Linked DNA regions of Homo sapiens: region 1 is linked to region 2. A link is an interaction called in ENCODE POLR2A ChIA-PET data of the cell type or tissue named here. Cell type or tissue: CD4-positive, alpha-beta T cell. All regions are shown on one strand. Links, peaks and the distances in the headings refer to the core of each region. The heading gives the core; the rest is flanking DNA.

Region 1 (8,532 bases), core at 1,195-6,194, 66 kb after region 2:
AAAGCTTTTCTCCAAGCAGAGTAGTAAATTTGCTTTTTGTTGTTGAGATGAGGTCTCACTTTGTTGCCCAGGCTGGTCTTGAAATCCTAGCCTCATGGGATCCTCCCCACTCCGCCTTCTAAAGTACTGAATTACAGGTGTGAGCCAGCAAATTTATTTTTATTTCCAACTCATCTTCATTTGGCTAGTATAGGATAATAATAGTAATCTCAATCTTTTGCTCTTTAATCATTTATTCAAAGGCCAAACTCATCCTACAAAGGATGGCAAGCTAAGAAAGTGCTTGCCATCATAATGTTCTTGAACACCCACTCCACATGATACACTGGACTGGGCCATTTGCCCATTTAATGGTTTGTTCCAAACTACACTACAGTAAAATTGATATGATTCCCATTTTGCAGTTGCAGCTCAAGAAATTAAGTTACTTGCTCCAGGCCCACAAAGCTAGCAGGGGAGAGCATGGATTCAGATTCAGGTATACCATTCACCTAAGCCTGCATTCTTTCTAATACATTACCTCACCTGTCAAACACAGAGAGTTACAATTAGAAGGACTGTCTTAGTCCAGTCATTTTATTTCAAATGAAAATATACTCTCATTTTATCTATTTTACTTATTTAATAAAGAACAGATGGCCCAAAGCAGTTTTCTTTAAGTTTTTCTGCTTACTCCTTCTCTTAATATAAAGACCAAAAAAATACTGGTACCTAATGAGAGCATTTATTATTTGACATAGTAAGAATTAGTACAGATCCTATGTTGTAACGTGTTCCACTCATGTTGCCTACCCTTCTTTCTATATAATCTAACAGCCTTCATTGCACAGTTCATTTAACTTATGAACACTTCAATTCCAAAATTGTTAAATCAAGATTTTAAGACTAGAACTAAATTGTTTAATAGAGAATAGAAGAAAAAGTCATTTACTTGAAAATGCACATATTTTCATCTTACATTTCTCTCAACAGGAAATATAATGTGTATATTCATTTTTCCATAATACCTAACAAGAAGAAATGCTTAATTTTAAAAAATACTTCAGCTACTCACTAAAACCAGTTCTTGAAAAACTTTCCACATTTGTTAATGCTGAAAAAAATGTTCACGTTTGTTACCAGTTCTTAAGAATGAGGGAGACGTGAGTTCTCGTTTCTACTGTTAATCTGCATCATGTTAGAAAGAGGGAATGGGCAGGGGTTCCAGGAAGGTGTGATGTCTCTGAATTCGGTTTAGAAGCTGCTGTGCCACAGGTTTGAATTCTGTTTCCCAATGGAGTTTGTGATAGTTTTTTAGGTCTGGATCAAAACTGCCATCCAGTGCTAGTTCTTCATCTGTATTAGAAAAATTTAAATTACAGCATTATTTAGAAATGTAATCCTATTGAATATAGTTTAATTTTGATGATATGAGTTAAACTCACCCTGGGTCGTCCTTTAATACCAACGTAACACAAGACAGGATTTCAGAGAAGTTCTTTACTCTCTTCTGTTCTTTATGAATACATCATTTTATTTTATTTTATTTGGAGAGGCAGGGTCTCCATGTATTACCCAGACTGGTCTCCAACTCCTGACCTCAAGCAATCCTCCCACCTTGGCCTCCCCAAGTGCCAAAGTGCTGGGATTGCAGGTGTGCGCTACCTCGCCAAGCCCATTAGTTTACAATTAGTCTATTTTGGTATCTTAATTTAAATGGGCAATATTTTTTTCAAAAAAAGTCTGGCCAGTTGTGGTGGCTCATACCTGTAATGCCAACACATTGGGAGCCTGAGGTAGGAGAATTGCTTGAGCCCCAGAGTTCAAGATTAGCTTGGGCAACACAGTGACAGCTCAGAAAAAAAAAAAAAAATCAGAAGATTATCTGGGCATGGGGGCATGTGCCTGTGGTCCCAGTTACTCGAGAGGCTGAGGTCAGGAGAATCACTTGAGCACGGGACATTGAGGCTGCAGTGGGGCACGATCATGCCACCGCCATCCAGCCTAAGAGACACAGAGAGACCCTGTCTCAAAAAATAAAAAATCCAAAATTGAACTGAACCCTTATTTCAACTAATTCCTTAGTTTTTTATATGTAAGTTTGTATCTAAAAGTCAGATCACAATTTCTCAGAATAAACAACGTATTAATATGTTACTTCCTTATGTGTACATAGAAAAATTAATTACTTCAAAGGTTAGGTATAAAAGGAATCAGGAAATCTTTTAGGAAAATAGCTCAGTTAAATTTGACACTTTAAACTTTACTGAAAATCAGAACTTTGCTGGCTTCAAAGCAGCAGGGAAGTAGTACTTTGGAAAGACAACTTTCCACCCCCAAACTCTCTCCATAACTGAAAACTGAGAGACCTTGGGAATCCCAAGGAGTATTAGAATCCCAAGTGAGCCCATGGATAATGCAGAAAAGAACTTGTAAGAATAAAATGCAAAAGTACAACTTCAATTCTTAATCCAAGGAATTCTGGGAACACCATAAATATATTCAATCCAGGTAGGAAGATAAATGACCATAAATATATTCAATCCAAGTAGGAAGATAAATGACCACTGAGGTTTCTGTGCTGATTGCCACAGCAATTTTACATGTTGATGTTGAGCCTCACACTCTGTGTGACAGACTTCAGAAAAGTGCACTGACCTGCCAATCAGATTAGCTCTGCCACTTCCTACATTTGTGACATGAGGCCAACTTCTAAAATGGTAACCACTAAATCCTAAAACAACCACAGATGTTGTTACTTAAATTGCCAACACTTTTTTTTTTTTTTTTTTGAGATGGACTCTCGCTGTGTCACCCAGGCTGGAGTGCAGTGGCGCAGTCTCGGCTCACTGCAACCTCTGCCTCCCGGGTTCAAGCAATTCCTCTGCCTCAGCCTCCTGAGCAGCTGGGATTACAGGCATGTGCCACCACACCCAGCTAATTTTTTCTTTTTAGTAGAGACAGAGTTTTACCATGTTGGCCCGGCTGGTCTCCAACTCCTGACCTCAAGTGATCCGCCTGCCTTGGCCTCCCAAAGTGCTAGGTTACAGGCGTGAGCCACTGCACCCAGCTGCCGATACTTTTTTTTTAAGGGCCAATGAAAATCCTATTACAAAATGCTTCATGACTCTGTTGATATCAGATTTTCTACACTGAATATTTGTGTACATTCACTGTGTACTTTGGCACTATGGGTGTTAGTGTCACCACCCAAAATAAGATAAGGGAGTCTGGAATCCCAGTTTGTACCTTCCTCTCATCACAACCAAGTGGTCAACTATGCAGTTCTGAGATAAGCTCCAGGCAGACACAAACACTTCGGCAAGGAGCTCCATGGAGACCCTGTAAGCAAACCTGGATCTCCCCACCCATGAGATAACTGGGCCCTGAGGGGAGGAGAATGCAGGTGATATGTGGTGCGTTCAGAGCTCTTCCTGTTTGGCTACTTCCAGACAAAAAGAGTCAGGTAGTCTCAGTGATTCAGATTTCATTCCGTTTTTTCGAGACAGAGTCTACTCTGGAGTGCAATGGTGTGATCTCGGCTCACTGCAACCTTCATGTCCCAGATTCAAGTGATCCTTGTGCCTCAGCCTCCCAAGTAGCTGGGACTACAGGCATGTGCCACCAGACCAGGCTAATTTTTTGTGTTTTTAGTAGAGATGGGGTTTTGCCATGTTGCCCAGGCTGGTCTCGAACTCCTGACCTCAGGTGATCCACCCACCTTGGCCTCCCAAAGTGCTGGGATTACAGGTGTGAGCCACAGCGCCCAGCCAGTGATTTCACATTTCTAGGCCATCTTCCTGCTCACTGTTTTCCAGATTTTCTGAACATTAAATTTTGTTGAAAAGTGAATTCTGCTGTATAAAAATAAAATTCTGTTGTATAGAAAATGAATTCTGTTGTATAGAAAATAAATTCTGGGTACGGTGGCTCACGCCTATAATCCCATCACTTTGGGAGGCTGAGGCAGGTGGATCACCTGAGGTCAGGAGTTCAAGATCAACCTGGCCAACATGATGAAACCCCATCTCTACTAAAAATACAAAAAATTAGCCAGGCATGTGGCGGGCTCCTGTAGTCCCAGCTACTTGGGAGGCTGAGGCAGGAGAATCACTTGAACCCAGGAGGCAGAGAGTGCAGTGAGCCATGATCGTGCCATTGCACTCCAGCCTGGGCGACAGTGAGAGACTCTGTCTCAAAAAAAAAAAAAAAAAAAAAGAAAAGAGAAGAAAAAGAAAAGAAAGAAAGAAAATGCATTCTGTTGCAGAAGCCCTTCTTTCCCAAGCTGCTGGCGGCTGAGCAGTGTGGCCTGGGCATGTCATAGTCCCTTCTTTCTCCTAGGGCTTTGGTTAGATTTAGTGGTTTTAGCAAAATCTCTGTTGGGTGAGTGGCTTTTTAAAATCTAATGTCAAGACCATGTTACTTGTCTTGAGGCCCAGCCTATAGTTAATCCACCCTCAAACCATATTAATTCTAAATTGGGTTAGACAAGATAACAAGAATAGCCAAACAGCTACAGGTAAGAGAAATGAGGTCTAAAGTTTCAAAGTAAACACAGCAACATACATTAAAAGTGCCATATCACATGGGGTATTAAATTTTGGAACTTGTACTGCAAAGAGTAGCAGAGGCTGATTGAGTAAAAATTTAGATCTATGATTCAATTTTTTTTTTTAAGAGACAGAGTCTCATTCTGTCACCCAGGCTGGAATGCAGTGGTGCAATCATAGCTCACTGTAGCCTTGAATTCCTGGGCTCAAGTGATTCTCCCACCTCAGTTTCCTGAGTGGCTAAGACTACAAAACACACACACCCAGCTAATTTTTTCACTTTTAGTAGAGATGGGTCTCACTACGTTGCCCAAGCTGGTCTCAAACTCCTAGCCTCAAGTGATTCTCCCACCTCGTCCTCCCAAAGTGCTGGGATTACAGGCATGAGCCATTGCACTCAGCCTTTGATTAATTCTTTTTAAGATTTGAATCATCATAAGTTAGAAACTGTGCTTCACAGTATTTTGCATCATGACTCTGTATACATATACCTACTTATATATGAATAAACAAATGTTTCACATTATAATACTTGTCTTTACTAAATATAATACATTCTGATATTTTCTTTCTTTGCTACTTCATTTTTTAAAGATGCTGGTCACAACCAACTAAATTGTTTTCCTGACCTGCAGTGTGAAAAGTGCTTATTTAGGTAACCAATCATTCTTAAGCTTTCTTTAGGCACAGCATGCTTCCAAATACTAAAATTTGGGGCAAAGTATTAGAAAGAATTAAAAGACCCTAAAATATAAATATGTATCAATGGTCATTACAACACAATCATCATTAGAAGTTTGTGTCCTGCAGCATCTATAAAAGCTTCCTTTACTCACTACACTATTTCCTAGCTAGCTGTTCAGCAGCAGATGGCTGTTTAAGGGATTTATCATCGCCCTGACCATTCTCTTATAAGGCAAAGTTGTCGAATGTTCTAGAAGCACCTGAAAGCTCTTCAACATAGGTTGATGTGATCCTCCAACTTGAACGTGGGGCCCCGCTCTACCCTTGTCACAAAACCTAAGTGCCCACTGCCACAAAACTTAGGATGAACATACAACAGCCTAGTGTACTTCCCATTTGCAACAATAAACTACACACATGGTCATCAGGTGCCAGCTCCCCACAGAGGGGCTCATGGTAGTCTGGAGTGCTCAGCACACCACTAAGAACTTCAGCATCAACACGCTGCTTATGAGCTCATAAGACATGACTGCAGTATAATGGGAAGTTTCAGACCACGTTCTTTTAAAGCCACTTTCCAGAAAGACTGTCAACATTCCAACGATGTTGAGGGTATATTACTTCTCCTTTTTTTCTAGTCACTCAGCAAGAAAAAGTTAGGTAACTTACATTACTATAGAAATTGCCATACCAGTATTTGCAAAAACAGTGTTCATACTTCAACACAGGCCTTGGTAATTCAACAGCTCATCCTGTTTCCAAAATGGCCTGTTTTTGTTTGTTTGTTTGTTTTAGCTATCTTTGTAAAAGAATTGAAATGCAAGTATACTCTCACCCACATGCCCATTTCACTCGCAGCAGTCCCACTGCCCAGACCCAGCCACGACCCGGTCAGAAGTCAGGGTCTGAGTGCTCATTGCCAAGAGAAAAGCCAGGAGGCAGCACAGCCCACCACCCAGCCCACAAGGCACAGTCCCCATGGTTCGTGAAGAGGAGCTCACGTGAGAAACCTGGGATGCATTGCAGTGGCTTGGCTTCCTGAGTGAGCTGTGTTTATTTGCTGTTATCCATGCCACAGTCCCCCTGCACAAGGTGCAGTGGAGTAAGGGTGTTCTAGGTAACGGAGCGGCTGGAAAACACAAGGCTAGTTGTTTGTTTTCGGATGGGAATTCCTGCCTTTGCTACAGTATGACTTCAGGCAAGCCACTTAACTGTCCTAAAACCTACTTTCCGTATCTGTCACCTAGCTGATGGCCTCAGATCTTTCAAAAATAGAATAAACATGCTTTTAAAAGGATATAGCACTATTGAAACAAAGGTACCACCATTGTTAGCCAATCCACATGCAGCTATCAAGTACCTTCTTTGTATGAGGCAATATCCTTTTCCTAAGGTGGTTCAGTTGCAAAGGGGAAATAAGATAAAACTCACAAAATAATAATACAGGATAATTACAGGACAAGTTACACAATTCATGACTGATTGCTATATAAGAAGTATAGATTTCCTATGACTAGCCTACGACTGTGGGCTTGAGAAGCTACGTGGGAAGGGCCTGCACCTGGCTAGGCAGATTGGGATGGGCAGGCAGGAAATGAAACAGAACATGTGCAAAGGCACAGAGGCGGGAGAAGCACAATCAGAAGCCCAGTTAGGCTATGGAAAAGTTGGGAATGGAGCGCAGTCAGCCCTTCGCATCCACGGGCCACGTATCCACAGGTTCAACCAACCACAGACAGAATATTTGAAACAACAACAATAAAAAGAATACAAATAAAAATCACAGCACGACAACCATTTACATAGCGTTCACACTGTAGGTATTATAAGTAGTCTAGAGATGGTTTAACGTGTGCAGGAAGATGTGTGTAGGTGAAATGCCAATTCTATGTCATTTTATATCAGGCACTTGGGCATCTGTGTTGGTATCTGAGGCAGGCCCTGAAACCAATCCCCCCAGATACCAAGGGGTGACTGTAACAGGCAGCAGGGCCCACTAAAATGAAGTGCCTTCCAGGTACACTGCCCCTGCTGAGAAGCCAGCCATGCCCACACCTCCTTCTGATCCATCTTTATGCCACACGGCCCCGGCCCCGCAGCCCCACCATCCTTGTTATTTATGGCTGATTGCCCCAGGCTTGGGTAACAAAGGAAACCACAGATAGCCTGTCACCCGGTAGCTGCTGCCTATGCGGGAAAGCCCTGGGCCATAGGACAGTGACTCACTGAGCCAATCATATCTTCTCCTGGAGTGGGTGACATAGGAAAGTGCCCTGGCAACAGACAGACACAGGGAGGGCAGCAAGTGGAAGCCTGGAGGTAGCTGAAGCCATGATCTAGAAGGAGCCTAGAGAGAGTAAGTGGGGAGAGAATTCTTTCCCTAACAGCAGACACAACACAGCTGGGTCTCCAGAATGGCAGAGCCCAGGGGGCGGAGCTCATGACGCCCACGGCTGAGGGGTCACTTGGGACTCTGGCTCCTGCCTGCCTCTCTGGGAGGCTTTGAGCAGTATCTTGTTTCCTGGCTTCTTTCTTCTCTGTACACTCTTCCCTTAAGCTCCTTTGCTAACGAGAGCAGGGGCTCTCAATCTTAGCTAATAGACTCACCTGTGGAACTTTGAACACAGATTCTCAGCCTCATCCCAGAGCTTCTGAATCAGAATTCCTAGGGCTGGGGCCAGGAAGGTGTTTTTAGTTTTTTTGGGTTTTAACTCCACAGCTGATTTCAATGCTCTACCACCATCGAGAACTGAATTAAGGCAACCTGAACATGCACTTCTGCTCCCTGCAACCTGAGTCAGTTTAATGCTCATGGAGCCGACTGTGAACCTCAATGATTAAAAAAAAATGCTCACTTTTTTTTCCTTATTGTGTTTTAAAACACATGTACAAAATTATATTTACCTGGAAAAACCAAATTTCACATCAACCTAGCAAACCCAATTATTTCAAACAACTCCTGAGTTCCAGTTTCTGTTTAGTAGCACGGTGTTACAACACTTAAAGAGTTTCCAGAGCACGTCAGCCACCTTCTGAGGACTTGCTATGCAGCAGGCACTGTGTTAGGCTCTTTGTACACATCTGCTCATTTATCACCCTGCAATCTGGACATTAATTATCCTCATCTTGGAGATGATAAAATATCATTTCGGAACGGCTGATAATCTGTGTTTTTAAAAGTTCCACGGGTGAGTCTGCTCTGCAGCCAGGATTGGGAGCCTCTGCTCTGGTTAGTGAAGGAGTGTAAAGGAAAGGTGTCTGTTAAGCTTTCTCAGGTTGCAGAGAAGTTGAGCTCAAAATTTAAAAACTCAGCACCTAT
Region 2 (8,532 bases), core at 2,067-7,066:
GTAGAGTATTTTATAAATGTTGATTACATCCTGTTGGTTTATAATATTGTTGAGTTCCTCTACATTTTTGCTGATTTTCTGTCTAGTTGTTCTAGCAATTGTTGAGAGAGGAATGTTGAAGTCTCCTGCTATAATTATGGATTTGTTTATTTCTCCTTTCCGTACTACCAGGTTTTCCTTCATATATTTTACAGCTCTGTTTGGTGGATGTACATTTGGGTATTGCTATATATTCTTGGTGGGTTTAACTTTTTATCATGATATATAATGTCCCTCCTTGTCTCTGGTAATTTTCTTTGCTCTGAAGTCTACTTTATTTGGTATTAATATAAAAATTCCTGCTTTTTCAAAAAATGTAGTAAAACAACAATTATGGTAAATAACTTCTACCGCTTTTTCATTGTCCTCAAAATCCCTCCTTTGGCTTAATAGTTACTTGTTAGTGGCGTAAGTACTTGTACAAGTATGTTTGGTAGATTTACTGAGTTGTTGGAGATGAGAAATAGCAAAAGGTCATCTGCTATTTTTATGTTGCAATTTTATTTTATTTTTTTAAATTATTATTTATTTAGTTTTTGAGACAGAGTCTCACTCTGCCACCCAGACTGGCACAATCACAACTCACTGCAGCCTTAACCTTCTGTGTTCAAACAATCCTCCTGCCTAAGCCCCCCAAGTAGCTGGGACTATAGGTGCATGCCACAATGCCTGGCTAGTTTTGGTTTGTTTTTTTTTTTTTTAATAGAAACAGGGTCCCACTATGTTGCCCAGGCTGATCTCAAACTCCTGGGCTCATGCTAATCTCCTTCCTCAGCTTCCCAAAGTGCTGGGATTATGGGCATGAGCCACTGTGCCTGGCCTGCAATTTGAAATGATGCACACTCTGTAAATTGAGGGTATGTTATTTTAAAAATTTATGCTAGTTTGGGCCAGGTGCGGTGGCTCACGCCTGTAATCCCAGCACTTTGGGAGGCTGAGGCGGGCAGATCACGAGGTCAGGAGATTGAGACCATCCTGGCTAACACGGTGAAACCCCGTCTCTACTAAAAATACAAAAAATTAGCTGGGCGTGGTCGCGTGCACCTGTAGTTCCAGCTACTCAGGAGGCTGAGGCGGGAGAATCGCTTGAACCCAGGAGGCAGAGCTTGCAGTGAGATGAGATTGCGCCACTGCACTCCAGCCTGGGCGACAGAGCGAGACTGTCTCAAAAAAAAAAAAAAAGATTATGCTAGTTTGTCACATATATGTTTAACAGTTCATTTGTTTTCAAGAAGTTAAATTCAGGGAAGCGACACCAAGAATTCCTGTTTTAATTTAATCATTGTAGTGGGACACCTGATGTAATTTGCTGGCGTTACCCTAAGAGTCCTTGGACAAGTATGTACACAAGGAATGAGAATGGCACAACTAAAATGATAAATTCTTAGTAACTTTCCCACATTTAACAACTAAATTGACAGAGAAATCAGAAGTCCAAAACAATAAATGAAACCTTTTAATCCTTCTTCAACCCCAGTAATTTATTATTACTCCCCCTAAAAAATCCTCAGTCGTAATACTTTTCTGCATAATTTGTTCAAAAAGGTGTATTTAAATATAATAAAAAGGAATGTCATATAAAGGAGAGGAGACTTGCCAAACTAGATTATTTCTCTTGTGAAAGAAGGGAGAGTTGGGGGTTGTGGTGGGGGTAGTTGTTGCTTAACTTTTATTAGTTCTGTAGTTGAAGACTAGCAATTCAAATAATAATCTCTTATCTCATGACTGAAGTTTTTACGCTAAAGATAATACTGTACTTGGTATCAGTAGGCCATCTCTTTCCAGGTAATTGTTTTCCCAGTCGTGGTTCCTAAGTGAGCTCAGCCATACACATTCTCTCACAGTCCTTCATTTGACTGTTGGTACATACACATTTGTGAAATCCCAGCCACAGCTGTGATGCAGTCTGTGGCCATGAAATAATCCCCCTTGACTGTGCTTTCTCCTCTCTCCCATCCTGCTTCCTTTTCAGAGTTGAAGCCACAATAATTCACTTCACTAACTTATTTTCTATATGAACAAGACTCTAGTTAAGACAATAGAAAGATCAACAAGGTTCTTAAAAAACTGAATTGGTAGCTAAAATAACTTTTACTAGAAACTTTGTAGTTTATGAAAATACTGGTTCTCGTTTCTAGTAACTCATTTCGCCATTTGGGTTAGCAAGTTTAGAATCTACAAATGTAAATCATCTATATATTTTGGTTTTTAATCCCAGTGATGGGACTATGACCCCTCCACTTGAGATGTTTTAGTAGTGCTTATCAAGATAAAGATAGCCAGTGCTTGCTGGCAGTACTCAGTAAGAAAAGTCACCAGACAGCTCTGTGATTTGCAGATTTGATGTTCTTGCCTCCAAGTTGTCTTAAATTGGACCTCATCTTGAACTGAAAATCGTGAAATACAATGATGATACTTTGACATTAATAGTTACTGTTTGTAAAAGTGAAGGGAAATTACAGAAAATTCTCAGTTAATCATGTTTGAGAATGTAAGATGGTATGATTAATAAGCTATTATGACTTAAATGATTTATGCAGTATATACAATTTATATTCCATACAAATTTGTGAAGTAGGCAAAATTTATCTTTGGTCATGGTCTTCCCTACCCTCTATAGTATCCCTTCCTTGCCCTCAGGCACAGAGCCTCTTCTTTCTTCTTCTTCTTTCTTCTCCTCCTCCTCCTTCCTTCTCCTCTTCTTTCTTTCTCCTTCTCCTCCTTCCTTCTCCTTCTCCTCCCTCCTTCTCCTTTTCCTCCCTCCTTTCTTCCTCCTTCTTGTTCTCCTTCTCCCTCCTTCTTCTTTCTTTCTCTTTTTCTTTCTTTCTCTTTCTTCTTTTCTCCTCCTCCTCCTTCTTCTTTTTCTTTTCCTTCTTCTCCCTTCTCCCTTCTTTTCTTCTTCTCTTTTCTTCTCCTCCTCCTCCTCCTTCCTTTTTTCTCCTTCCTTCTTCTTTTCCTCTTCATTTCTTCTTCCTCCTCCTCTTGCTCTTCTTTTTCCTTTCTTTCTGCCCCAATTGCCGTCAGAATCTGCTCTTAGGGAAGTAGCTGATCCCTACAATGGAGTTACCTCATTCATACACTTAACTTATGCAAATTTAACTATTCTTGCTTATTAAAAATTTCTTAAGGTAGGGCAGAAAATATTTTAAATATAAATTGCATAGGCAATTCTGTCCCACATCCCACTCAGAGCATATGCCCCTAAGTGGGTGTGAAATGAGAAACAGAAATGTGTTGTATTCCCTTTGGTCTTGAATTCCTGCTTGCTTCTCTTAGAGTCAACATCTCATTGTGCTGTAGGTAATTCAGGTGCTAAAGACTTGTGTTGTTTTTTGTTTTTTGAGACAAGTCTTGGCTTTGTCTTACCCAGGCTGGAGTGCAGTGGCACGATCTCAGCTCAGCTCACTGCAGCCTCTGACAACCAGGTTCAAGCAATTCTCCTGCCTGAGCCTCCCAAGTAGCTGGGACTATAGGCATGTACCACCACACCTAGCTAATTTTGTATTTTTAGTAGAGACGAGGTTTCACTATGTTGGCCAGGCTGGTCTTGAAATCCTGACCTCAAGTGATCTGCCCACCTTGGTCTCTCAAAGTGCTGGGATTATAGGCGTGAGCCACTGTGCCCAGCTGGCTTGTGCTTTTTTATACAAAGCCCCTAAATACAAGCCAGTGACTCCAACTAGTGCTAGAAAATAAAGTCATCTGTTCTAATGCTGCAGGACAAAATGTCTACTTTGGCCTTAGTTAAGAAGTGGGCTGTCAGTCTCTAGCATGGAACCTTCCAGAAGAGATTTTCAAGAATACTCATATAGACATGATTTTGACCTTAAATGCCTACCTAAGGTTTGAATCCATTATATTGCTTAATGATTTTTCTATTTTTCAGGGTACTTGCATTTTAACAAAAGATAATGGAATTAGTCAGCTTATAGAATTATAGGCATCGTTGAACATCAACTAAATATGTAAATGGAAGATGACTAGGTATCATTTTACTATTTTTATCTCTGAGGAAGAATCTGGGTGACAAGTTTCTATGCCTTTTTTTTTTATAATAGCGCTTCTGAAATTATACCAAGCAAGCAGCCATATACTCTAGTAAATCATAAGGCCAGCCTTGATTTTATTGATGATTGTCCAAGTTTCTAAAAACTATAATATGATAAATATTTCAACATTAAAACCATATATTTTGCCTCTGGTTCTCAATTTCTTCATCTATAGAATTAAAGTATTAATACTTAGATGCTCCAAATCTATTCTAGCTTCACCCAACTTATAATTGTTTTAGCTCTGAAATTCTGTAATTATTACATCACATTGGACTAGATGCTGAATATATTAATAATTGCATTGTGTAATGGAGGGAATTTTAACATCTTGGTGTATTTCAGAATCATCCCCGTGAATTAAGGTTGCTTTAATTATTGCTCTGCAAAGATACTAATTAGTGGAGTGTTATGGTTTCTACGGCCTAATAATGTTTCCTAGGTGAAATAAAAACATACTTCTTTTCTGTGCCCTAAATTCCAATTTAAAAGGATAAGAGAAAAAACAAAATTTTTATAACCTTAATGGACATTTTAGCTAAGATTTTGATTTGAAAAGTACATTTTAATAGAAAATAGTAGTGCAATATTGTTGCATCACAGAGTCTTAAATAGCGTGGTTCATAAGTGAGGTAACTTGTTTTTCTGGACTTATGGCCCATTGGGGAGGGAAAGATTGTCTTTACTACTTAGAAAGTTTTCATGCCTTTTTATGCTGTATCAGGAATATAACAGCTATATTTTGGCAGCACATTATGGGCGGGGGCCCTGTAGAAAAAGACAAGGGACCTTGATCGGTAAGTTTCCTAACTGAGGTGCTGAACCAAAGCCAAAGAAAGTTTTTAAACATCTGTAAACCTTTTTGTTAGTACTGATGGGGCAGTATGCCTATTTGTCTCTCTCAGATTTACGACTGTTTTATTATTTTACTGTAATTATTTTAAGAGCATTTTTATTAGGCTAGAAAGAGAGCTGTAAGTGAACATATGATACTCTACTAATGGGGAACAGGTGAGAATAATAGCGCCACTGGAAACAAGAAAGCTAAAATTGTGGTAGCACTTCCTCCAGGTATTTAGCTTAGGCTTAAGCAGAGTTGTCTGAAAGTTAACAGGAAAAGAAACTACTTGTGAAGTGTTAAAAACCACAACCTAAAAAAAATTTTTTTTATCATATCATATTATAGTGTATTAAGAACTACTTGTCACAGTTAAGCTGGTTTAGTAGTATTTGATAAATACACTTTCCCTCAAACCTCAGATAAAAACAAACAAAAAACACTAGATCCCAGCATCAGAAACTGGTTTGTTTCTTTTTCATTCTCCTGGAGCCAAGTGTGTAACAATATTAGTGCCATGCCATCTTTTATTAGGCAAAGAATGATGGTTAAGCTTTCCATTCCTCACAAAAGGACTACAGTCTAAAGTTAAAATTCATATTAATTATTTGAAACTCTGAACTTACTTTTTCACTCAGACAAATCGTAAAGCCAACCCACAAAAGCTGATTTTAACTGCATAGGTTTGCTGAACTATAAAGCTGGAAGCAGTAATGACATTTAGATTCTATTTTAGCAATGTTTCTATGAAAAAAACTAAATTTTAACTGAGAATTCCAACAACACTCCCTCCCTCCCCATTCTGATGACTCCTCTCTTTCCTAAGTGTACCTTGGTAGGAAAAGGTCCTAATAAGAGGCTAGAAGAGGGTGGAAATTCTGAATGGGGCCTAGAATTGGAAAAGAATGGTGGGGAGTCTTGAGGGTTTCTGAAAGTCTTTGATTTTAATAATACAAAGGGCAGATACAATAAGGAGGGCAATTACTATGCTCTGGGAGTTACAGAAGTTTAGTAATGAGCTTGTCCCTATTAATCATTAATATGTGATAGTGGTGCAGTGGTCACGTCTGTAATCCCAGCACTTCAGGAGGCTGAGGCAGGAGGATCACTTGAGGCCAGGAGTTTGAGACCAGCCTAAGTAACATAGCAAGACTCCATCTCTACAAAAATAAAAATAGAAATAAATTAGCTGGGTGTGGTGGCATGCACCTGTAGTCCCAGCTACTGGGGAGGCTAAGGTGGGAGGATCACTTAAGCCCAGGAATTTGAGGCAGCAGTGCATTATGACTGAGCCTGGGCAACAGAGTGAGACCCCTTCTCAAAAAAAGTGACAGAGGTTCTAAGGCTACATGAAGCCCAGTAAGAGTCAGTGACTGTGTTCTTTTCCTTTTCCTTTTTTTTTTTCCCTCTGCCGGGTAGTCACATCTTTGCCTTTGTCCCCAAGAGTCCTGAACACCTTATTTCCTATATTTCCAGTACTAAGGTTCTTCCTACCTACTCCATATGTCAGCTTTCTCCCGACCTTTTATACTCAGTCTTTTACTTCAATCCTATAAGAAAATTTGGGACCACAGAGGTGTAGTGTACAAATTAACAGAGGAAAATTTAATGTACATTTCTTAAAATACCTGACTTAGCTCTCTGAAGTTAGGGGTCTGTTTTATTCAGCATCTAACACACACTAGATGCTCAGCAGGCATTTGTTGAGTAATGAACAAATGAATGCTGTTTTGGGGTCAGTTCTTTTTTGGAGTTGAACTTCTAGGATGAAAAGCAAAATGGACCCTAGAGTGGTTGGGGGTAAAAGACAGGTTAGGAATATGATGTGAACTATAGCAGTGGTGGGGCAGCTGAATGAATCCTCTTGCCCCTTTTCTCTCCCTTAACATTATCTCTTCTTTCTCACCATAAGTTGAGGAAAAAACCTATTAAGAAAATAAGTGAAATTGAAATTCAGATTTCACTTTCTCTGTATTATTTAGGATGAGATTAGGCTTCCAGTGACAGAAACCCTGATATAAAAGTTCTTAAACAGGAAAGTTTATTTTTCTTCCTTGTAAATAAAGGCAATGCAGGACTGGTTTAGCAGCTCCATATAATCATCAGGAACTCAAATCCCTTCTCTGTTGTTCCAACAGCATCAAGATGTGGCTTCTGTCTCTAAGACAGCTCCAGCTCTGGCCATCACATCCACATTTCAGACAGACGAAGAATTTACTGGGAGAATAAGCATATGCTTTCTCACTTTAGTGACATTCACTATGCACACTCCCATTCCCTTTTGTATCTCACTGGCCAGAGCTTAGTAACTTGGTCACACCCAGCTTCAAGGAAAGCTGGATAATATGGTCTTCATTCTCAGTGGCAATGTGCCCAGCTAAAGATTTGAGCTTGTATTAACCACAGAAGAAGGAGAGAATAGATGCTAGGGAAACTACACATTTCTACGATGCTGATCAGTAAATTTTCTTGAAAATATATCAATAATGAAAGATACTCAAAGAATTGATAAATAAGAGATAATATTCAATATTGTATTTAAAATATAGATTCTATAATATGTAAAATCAGTGAGGGTAGATTGTACTTAACACTAAATTATTTACAGATACTTAGTAAATGTTGTAATTGAGAGAAGTAATTATACCATTACAAATACCAAATTTTAAAAAATACATCAATACCTAATAATTTTTATCTCAAATACATATTATTCAAGTCCAAAACACAAAGAGGAGGAGTAAAGTCATGGGTGTTTAAAAAATGCTGTGCTAAGTAATTAATTTATATTCCAAGTAAGACAGGACAGTTGGTTCAATGTACTGTAGCTCTTACTAGGTAGGTCCCACAACTAATATTTACTGACCACTTAGTATTAACCACTCACTGTGCATGATTTCATGTAATCCTGTGGCTCTCTAAGACTGCTATGTTATCATGTCCATTGTGTGGGTGAGGACATTGAGGCTAAGAGAGATTTAATTTATCCTTGTAACCCAGGTTGTTAGACTCTAATGCTGATGCTTTGAGCCTTGCCTCCGCTTCTTTACGAATGCTTAAGTCCATCTGATTGTCATCTTATCACTAACAGAAACATGGCTGGAATCAATTATGAGAGGCACTGTTAACTAAAAGCTTGTTCTTAATTTATTATAAATATTTCTTCTGTCCAGATGGCAACCTGAATCCAGCATTTTGGCACTGTCATACAGTAACTTGCCTGTTTCTAGCAGTTTTCATATTATCAAATTTTGCTCTTAGAACTGTCCTATGAATTATGGCCCCTCCCATTTTACAAATGAAAATCTAAGGCATGAGGAGATAAAATAATGTGCTGGGGTTGCAATCTAGATCTCATTTTTACAAAGTTCAGATTCATTCTAATTAATTGTGCTACCTTAAGCTCTGAAGATAATTGCAGAGGGACATTATGGAATAAAAACAGCTGGAGGCATCCTGTCCAGAAGTGAACAGGTTATAAATGAAAATAACCTTATCATCCTATTGATAAGCATCTCCATCAAAACCACCTCTGACAATGCCACCTTTGCTTATATTTGTTTGGGTATAAAGTTAGAAAGAAGCAAGAGGCTTCTTGGGAAATAA

What was found. ChIA-PET counts read pairs that join two places held together with the same protein. Peaks named below come from ENCODE experiments on the same cell type or tissue, not always from the same donor. Only the 100,000 strongest peaks of a DNase experiment are listed, where the experiment ranks them.
Region 1: POLR2A ChIA-PET joins it to region 2 with 5 read pairs; 2 of 35 experiments call an interaction of 5 or more read pairs at or near these places.

The regions. Positions count from the first base shown.
Region 1 is chr6:108,966,160-108,974,691 of GRCh38, reverse strand. ARMC2 (armadillo repeat containing 2) reads right to left here. Exons shown (of 18, transcript NM_032131.6): 18 at 216-1,335. The coding sequence ends at 1,178. Among named protein-coding and RNA genes, the nearest start is that of ARMC2-AS1, 46 kb to the right of the region's middle. In CD4-positive, alpha-beta T cell, for the core only: no CTCF peak of the experiment used is centred there; no DNase peak of the experiment used is centred there.
Region 2 is chr6:109,033,347-109,041,878 of GRCh38, reverse strand. The region is part of intron 1 of SESN1 (sestrin 1); the gene reads left to right. It also overlaps a transcript of ARMC2 not described here. Among named protein-coding and RNA genes, the nearest start is that of SESN1, 57 kb to the left of the region's middle. In CD4-positive, alpha-beta T cell, for the core only: a CTCF peak has its summit at 3,041; a DNase peak (open chromatin) is centred at 5,168; H3K27ac peaks cover 473 bases.